2 separate regions of the Homo sapiens genome follow, and region 1 is linked to region 2. The links are chromatin contacts, found by Hi-C in ENCODE. All regions are on one chromosome and are shown on one strand. Each heading gives the region's core, a stretch centred on a gene start or an enhancer-like site at or near the end of the contact. The rest is flanking DNA. Distances are from core to core; before and after follow the strand shown.

The links. Hi-C counts contacts between places; a loop is a spot of excess contacts on that map. Pooled maps may share reads with other maps.
Region 1: a map of PC-3 shows a loop between it and region 2 (2.5-fold over the local background). The contact joins two enhancer-like sites. A Hi-C loop is called at or near these places in 3 of 168 maps with a recorded cell type or tissue (OCI-LY7, PC-3 and endothelial cell of umbilical vein) and 5 of 50 pooled maps.

Annotation. Positions count from the first base shown.
Region 1 is chr6:11,584,792-11,589,141 of GRCh38, forward strand. No RefSeq gene overlaps it. Among named protein-coding and RNA genes, the nearest start is that of TMEM170B, 49 kb to the left of the region's middle. Within about 2 kb of position 1,925, at least 2 of the 41 ENCODE cell types and tissues checked have a DNase peak (open chromatin) inside an H3K27ac peak, as active enhancers do.
Region 2 is chr6:11,683,336-11,687,699 of GRCh38, forward strand. No RefSeq gene overlaps it. Among named protein-coding and RNA genes, the nearest start is that of ADTRP, 93 kb to the right of the region's middle. Within about 2 kb of position 2,461, at least 3 of the 41 ENCODE cell types and tissues checked have a DNase peak (open chromatin) inside an H3K27ac peak, as active enhancers do.

The DNA of each region.
Region 1 (4,350 bases), core at 675-3,174, 99 kb before region 2:
ATTTGCAGAGCATTCAAATAAGACATTAAATTTCGGATTTACTTATTTCAGATTTAATGAGTGATTGATGAGATCTGACTCTGTTGCCCAGCCTGGAGTGCAGTGGTGTAATTAGCTCACTGCAGCCTTGACCTCCTGGGTTCAAGTGATCCTCCCTCTTCAGCCTCCCCAGTAGCTAGGAATACAGATGTGCACCACCATGCCTGGCTAGTAAATTTCAGATTTATCACCACCTACATTGGACAAAACTACAGGGAAAGGTAATTAGAAGAAAGACGCTTTAGTCTTAAACTGAGCCTTGTGTTTACCATTATGAATGAGTCCTAGTCAGGCTTGTGGAGAAACATTTCAGATTTACTGAATACATCCTTACACCATCTGTGTTTTGCAGTTGAACCTTTATTATTTTGTTTTTGAGAGTGGATCGCTCACTGTGTTGCCCAGGTTGGTCTCGAACTCCTGGGCCTAAGCAGTCCTTCTCCTTAGCCCCTTGAGTAGCCGGGATTACAGGTGTGTGCCACCATGCCTGGCTTCAAACCCTTATTAGCTCATAAAATACTACATCAAGCTTCTGGGTGCAGAGGGGAAAGTAAACAGGATCCATGGCACCCACTCTTTGAGGACTAAAAATTGGGTTTGCCTCTAGCTTCCAAATGGAAACTTAGGAATCTATCCTGTCTGCTCTTAATTTTCTATGATTCATTGTCACTAGGCATTCTTCTTTTGGACAATTTTATGAATATTTTTCAGGCTCAGAAAGTTCTGGGGACTGATTGGCAAAATGTAATTGCATCAGGTGGTTTTCTTGTAAAGCAAGAGTTCCGTCACTAGATGGTGCAGTGGTTCTATTTTATTTTTCTCCTTGCTTTTGCCTTGGACATTACCTATGAACTGAAATTAACTGATTGTTACTTTTGGATTCATTTCCATATGATACATTTAATGTTTTTTTTCCAAAAGAAATGCACACCAGAAAATTAAATATGAGAAAAATTAAGGTTTCTTCATGTCATCACTAGCCAATGTAACTTTCCAAAGAATTATTAAGATAGGTTGTTTGCAAATTAGAAACAACCTATCAGGATTGTTTGCAAATTAGAAAATCACTTTAGTTTATGATTTTTGTAAGTCATTAATCTAGACTTTGATTTATATATTTTTCTTAAATTCCAACTCAATGCATAATGGTTTTATCTAATTTATTTATTTTACCTAGTGTATTTTATTTATTATTTAGAGAGAGTCACACTGTGTTTGGTGCCCAGGCTGGTCTCCGACTCCTAGCCTCAAGCAATCCTCCTGCCTCAGCCTCTCAAATAGCTAGGATTACAGATGCAAGCCTTGATATCTTAGTATCTAATTTAGTAGTCTACGCTTTCTTAGTGACATTTAGTTATACAGTTGGTCAACTTGGGGTTACGCACACATAGTGCAATCTGCCTTGTGTCATGAGACTCGGTTTTAAATTCCTGCTCTACCACTTAGTAATTGAACTTGTCCAAGTCATTTAACTTCTGCAACAGTCAGTTCTCACATTAGTAAAATGGAATGACATCTCATGTTGCACGCAGTGAGTGCTTAGAAAATAACCTTTGTCCCATTGCCCTCTTTCAATGTATTGTCTGCACATAGAGGGATGATGTCCTTCCAGCCTTTGCTAGAAGTTTTGGTAATAAGTTCAGGCACTTCTGTTTCAAAGACAGAGCCAGATTCTGTCCTGACAGAGAACAGTGCATTTTTAGGGAGGATTTGTTTTAGATTTAAACTGTCCCGTTGAACCCCGCACTGCTTTTGCAACAAAGCCTGCTGAGGGAAATTTTAGAAACATACCTCAGTGGGAAAGAGCCTAGTTAGAAAGCAGGATGAATAAACTTGCTCAGCTAGCAAATTCCTCGCATTCTCTAAACCAAATATGTACAAGATGAGGAAGCCAAGGCGGCCAGCATAAATGAATCCTGAAAGATGGCCGGGACTTGCCCATCAGCTGTGCACATAGTCACCAACCACTGCAGATCCTGTTGCTAATGAGCTGCTCTGCTTTGTTTACTATGCTACAGAGACAAACTATTTAGTTCAAACTCAGAGAGGGAGGGTTGGTCTTTTCAGCTCCAGAGTTCTGGTTGTAAAAGCGCGAGTTTTGTTTTCCCATAGTGTGGCCTACAGCAGCCATGGGGACACACGTGCCCCTGCACTCAGGGTCTTCAATCAGGACTGAACTTCAGACACCAGATGGCACATGCCTGTAATCTCAGCACTTTGGGAGACCGAGGCAGGCGGATCACTTGAGGTCAGGAGGTCGAGACCAGCTTGGCCAACATGGTGAGACACCCTCTCTATTAAAAATACAAAAAAATTAGCCGGGCATGTTGGCGGGCACATGTAATCCCAGCTACTTGGGAGGCTGAGGAAGGAGAATCGCTTGAACCCGGGAGATGGAAGTTGCAGTAAGCCGAGATGGTACCACTGCACTCCAGCCTGGGCAACAGAGTGAGACTCTGTTGCCAAAAAAGAAAAAAAAAAGAGGACCAAACAGATTTTCATAAAACTACACTTGGCTTACTTTTCGTGGGAATTGGTGTTGGTGGGTGACTCCAAAATGTGTTAAAAGAAGATGCTTGTGCTATCTTTGATGTGGAAAATAGGAGAAGGTACAGAGATGAGTGGGAGATGTAGGGTTGAGGAAACTACAATTTTGAGAGACTCATGACTTTTTTTTTTCTTTAAGTTCCGGGATACATGTGCAGAACGTGCATGTTTGTTACATAGGTATACGTGTGCCATGGTGGTTTGCTGCACCTATTTATTCATCCTCTAGATTCCCTTCCCTTGCCCCCCACCCACCAGCAGGTCCTGGTGTATGTCGTTCCCCTCCCTGTGTCCATGTGTTCTCATTATTCAACTCCCACTTATGAGTGAGAACATGTGGTGTTTGGGTTTCTGTTCCTGTGTTACTTTGCTGTGGGTGATGGCTTCCAGCTTCATCATGTCCCTGCAAAGGACATGATCTCATTCCTTTTTATGGCTGCATAGTATTCCATGGTGTATATGTACCACATTTTCTTTATCCAGTCTATCATTGATGGGCATTTGGGTTGGTTCCATGTCTTTGCTATTGTAAATAGTGCTGCAGTAAACATATGTGCATGTGTCTTTATAGTAGAATGATTTATATTTCTTTGGATATATACCCAGTATTGGGATTGCTGGGTCAAATGGTATTTCTGGTTCTAGATCCTTGAGGAATCACCACACTGTCTTCCACAATGGTGGAACTAATTTACATTCCCATCAATAGCGTAAAAGCATTTCTATTTCTTGAGACTCGTGACTTTTGAAAGCCCTGTGCATGTTACCTGAGAGGGGATGATATGAGACCTGGGTCTTCTCCCAGGTTCTGACCCTTTGTGCCCATGAGACCTCACATTAGACTTAATCTCTCTATGCCAATTTCTTCTTCAGTAAACCTGAAAACACATCAACTCTTTTTGCTTTCTCGTAAATGCAAGTTGAAACTTTTAACAGGACAGCATCAGTATAGACCTGTTATTCTCAGACTTTCCTAGGCCAGGACCAGTTTGGCTCCAAGCGTTTGACACTTAACATGTCCATGTAGTTCTGAGCCTTAGTCTACGTCCAGATTCATTTGAAACTTGTTTAACTTGGAGGATTTTTTGCAAGGTGAATGAGAAGGGAAGAAAATTTCAAATCTAAACTCTAACTTCTGTTTTTTTTCCCTTTTTTGCAATTCAACAAGGCAGAGGTATTATTCCAATTTTGCTGATCCAGAAACTGAGGCATACAGGTTACATGTCTTGGCCAACATCATACACAAACATATGTGTTCATATATGCACATGCAAGAATATATACACACACAGTGTCTTGATCTAAATTCAGCTTTTCACATAACTTCTGGCTTTTTTTTTTTTAAGACAGAGTTTCGCTCTTGTTGCCCAGGCTGGAATGCAATGGCGCGATCTTGGCTCACTGCAACCTCTGCCTCCCAGGTTCAAGTGATTCTCCTGCCTCAGCCTCCCAAGTAGCTGGGATTACAGGTGCCCACCACCATGCCTGGCCAATTTTTGTGTTTTTAGTAGAGATGGGGTTTCACCGTGTTGGCCAGGCTGGTCTCAAACTCCTGACCTCAGGTGATCCACCTGCCTCGGCCTCCCAAAGTGCTGGGATTACAGGCATGGGCCACTGTGCCTGGCCTGTTTTTCATTTTTTACAAGTGCCTGGAGGATATATGTAAAGCCTATATTACTGATAGGGTCATCATTGTAATAATGTTGGAATTCAACTTTTACTCTCAAACCATTTTCACATCTATAATGTCATTTTGTCCTCACA
Region 2 (4,364 bases), core at 1,211-3,710:
TGTTAACAGAAGTTAAGAAAATATGAATCTAGTATAACATGAAGTAGAATCTGCTATGATGTGTTACAATTGAGGGTAGTAAAAATATAACTGGAGCAGAAAAAGACTTAGACAAATTTGCAATGCTTGTAAAGATGTAAAAATTTTTAAGCCTATGTTTATTTGTTGTAGTATCTGTTACAGGTATCTTGTGAAAAATACATTAATCTGTTGTGTATTATTAAACCAGTCGTACCAGTGGTGAACTTCATTTACGATTGTAGATTTTACTGTCGGTTCCATGAATTTTTGTCAGAGATAGAAGCTAAACATTAAACATGGCAGTTTTATGGTTTAGCAGTGGTAAAGTTTTATTGCAATAAAAATTTTGAGCTGAGGGATAACACTGAATTTTTTCTGAAAGAGAAGAACTGGTTTAAACCATTATTATCAAACACTGAATAGCTTTGGAAATTAGCCTTTGCTACAGACTAAATAATGTTTATTAATGAATTCAACCTAAAATCATAAGGCAAATGTCACTTATATATGTGAAGCTTAACTATAGTAAAATTACTTTGACAACTAATGTTTGAACTGCAATTAATGTCAAGCTGCTTTATACACTTTCTAATCTGTCAATGGTTAAAACAAGAATGAGATCTCCATTCCCACATAAATTTGCAGTAGATACATTCTCAAGCTCAGACAATGGTTACGGCAATGTTTTTCAGACCTCAATGGAAGTGCAAAGGAAATTTCAGTATTTCGAAACTGATTTAGTTGTACAATTGAGGAACTTCTTGCAATGTAATGACCTGTTAACAGGCAAATATAAGGGAAGAGTCTAGTAAAATTCCATAAATACCTTCTAAGCAATGAATACACTCAAATAAAAATCCATGCTCCTGAATTTCATGTTAATATTTGGTGATGCCTATCTGTATAAAAATGTAGTTTCAAATATTAGATTAAATGTATAAAAGTTCATTAAAGATCAAAATGACAGATGATATTAGCAAACAACTTTAATGATAGAAAACACTAATTTTGAACCTGAATTAAGTGAAATGTTATCCCCCCAAAAAATTCCTTTTCCTCATTAGTATTACAAAAAAAGTACTCAATTAGTAGTATTATATTTTAAGTTTCATCAACAAAAATTTTGTAAAAATTTGTGTTATCTTCTGTAATATAAGTACCTATATAACATCATTAATTTTGCTTCTTGAAGTGAAAAGTCTAAAATATTTACTATCTGTACCTTTACAGGGAGAGTTTGGTAAATCCTGACATAGATTAAGTAACATTTTCATGGGTAGTCCATCTATTTCATTTCCAAGGACACTGTGGTCAGCAATGACCACTGTAAGTCAAAAACTTTCTAATTATCACTTTGTCTCTCCTGTACTTTTCTGTAAATGCATTTCATCTTTCTTTGGTAGTAAAAACTACCAAATGACCTATGTCACTCTGGGATCTCATATTCCCACCAAAATATCAATGTGGAATCCTCACCGTCATTTGAGGCCTACAGATGACAGCCACCATATAGCTAACATGCAAGAATGCTGATGCTCTCTTCACCAGTGAATTTCTCAATTGTGAAGGAAGCATCTTTGGGCCACCTTGGGATGTGGAGAGTAGAGGCAGGGTGTTCAGGGAACACATTATAAATGTGCTTCAACATTGTTGTATTCCTAAGACTCCAGATTCCTTCACATTTTGCCAAGGAAGTTCAGGCATGTCAATCTCATTAAACATAAGCCATGGTTGAGTCAATCTATCAACCAGGCAAACTGCTAGAGCCACATCTAGCTTCACGAGATAAAATATTAAATCCGGGGTTTCTGGTAAGTGCACTCACATCAATAAGTTCAATAAAATCCAGTCCACTTGTTATATTTCATTCTCCTTGGTCTAATACCCTTGGAATAAACTCCCACACATATTTTTTTCAGGATTCTACCACTAAAATTAGCATAATCTTACAACTGTTTTAGCATGTAAGTTATTTCCTCCTGGGTCAGACTTTGTACTTGCCCTTAGGGAACATGCTGAGATCGGGCCCTTATTATGGGTATAGTGAGAAAAGGAATGGTCAGAATGGGTTGATGAGAAGACGTATTTCATGGCAAGGCAACTGCCCCATTATTAAAGTTTATTCAAGAAGCAGAAGGCTGGTCTCTCCAGGTATGTGAGGATAGGCATCTTCTGCTGGCAAAGGAGGTCAGATGACTCAGGGGTTCAGAATTCTGAGCTTGCTATGAATCCATCCTGATGTCATTCTTTCGAGTCTAAGGGTCATTATCTTTTCTAGTTGATACCCAACCTTCACTTGAGAAACTTGAGAGTCTATAAATTCAAATTCAACTTTCAACTCTGAAATCTGTGCAATTAACTTTTGTGTCTTATTTTCAGCAAACAAGAGAAAGAAATGATATTCTTTCAGGACTGGCCTGGAAGCTTCTTAATTATCTATGACTCAAGCTCAGAACTTAAAGAAGCAGGCTTTTTTTTTTCTTTCTTTCTTTTTTCCTTATGCAAGTGCTTTAGGGCATTCAGAGGGAGCCATTCCATACTATCACCCGTGTAGTCATCGTAGCTGCTGCAGTAGTCAAATGCAGAGGACATTTGGTTCTTCCAAGGCTCTTGCTTTAGTAAGCACTTGAAAAGCAACCACAGGTAATAGTTTTATAAACTGTGATGTCACTGCATGCCACTGGTTACTGGAATTCCATTTGCCATTAGCAGGAAGTTCAGCACTGCATTCAAGATGAGGGACCCAGCCAAAGCAAACCCACAATTCCATTGTTGATGTTTGGTCCTACTGATTTGGGTTCTAGACCCCCAAGGAAAGGATAGCCACCTGCTAGTGTTTCTGAGGGGGTATGAATATTGGAAAACTACAACTGGAATCTTCTGCTACTTCCCTAACCATCCCTGCCAAAGTAAAGGAGTGAGGCTGGGCGATGATGACAGCAACGGTACGCAAACAAGAAGAGTGAGTGCCTTCTTCTTCTCCAGCCATCTGGTCTTCCTCCACCCACCACTATTAGAGGAGGCACACCTGGGGCCAGGCACAGTGGCTCATGCCTGTAATCCCAGCACTTTGGGAGGCTGAGGTGGGCGGATCACTTGAGGTCAGGAGTTTGAGACCAGCCTGGCCAACATGGTGAAACTCCATCTCTACCAAAAATACCATCTCTACTAAAAATACAAAAATTAGCCAGGGTTGTTGGTGGGTGCCTGTAATCCCAGCGACTCAGGAGGCTGAGGTGGGAGTACAGGAGATTCGCTTGGACCTGGGAGGCAGAGGTTGCAGTGAGCCAAGATTGCACCACTGCACTCCAGCCTGGGTGCAGTGAGACTCTGTCTCAAAAAAAAAAGAAAAAAGGAAAGAAAAGGAAAGACACACTTGGAGGGAGCTGGTAAAGCAGAAATGGGATTTGCAAAGTCAGCCCCAGAATCACAAAGCCAAGTATAGAAGCATGAGTTTGAGTTTGATACCGAGAGAATAGCTTAATAACTGGCTCACTAATAAAGTGCACTAGGATGAAGTTTTAGCCACTTTTTCATTTAGTACACTTGTAAGACATGGTTAGAGTCTGGGCTGTAATTAAGGATATAGGAGAGGACATATATTTTCCCTTGAAAAGAAAATATTATTGGTTTCCCTATGAAATGTTTCTTTTTAACGTAGTCTCTGTGGAGTCACTCATTTACACTGTGAGCATTATTTATTAGCTCACGGATTTATAGAATACAAGTCAGGATGCACCTTCTAGGTTTATGGTGTTTGCTGCTGGGGGATTCTGTAGAATGGGAAAGAAACCTCATTTAAGCTAAGTTATGTTTTCAGCTGTGCCAGTAGCCAATTTATTTGAAGTTGGCTAGAGTCTTAGTCAATTTTCTTTTGCCACAGTCCATTATTTATCAACAGAGGTCTGTGTTAAAGAGAGAAAGAGATGAAAGAAAGAAAAAGAAAGAGAGAGGAACATACATTTAAAAATATATAAACACTTCATCGCGGCTCCTTGATCCATTTTCACAATCTCCCAGGGATTTGGGGAGAGGGAAGGAAGTGTGAGTCCCTTGCTTTAGGCACTGATTATATAAGGTGAGATTAATTTTCCCACATCGTGTATGGAATCCATCTCCTTGCTTGGCAGTCATAGTTCTGCCTCACTTAAATCTATTTGCATCTAGCTAAGCCCACAGAGGAGGGTGTAGCTTAGAATAGAATTTTGCCTTTCCAATGCTTCTTTGGGAACTTTTCAGGATGATGATAAAGGAAATAATATGGTTAGCTTCAAACGTGCTCATAATTCTTCTGCAACAAAAATTGAAAGCGAGGGGTTGAGAGAAAGGAAGAGACCTGGCTA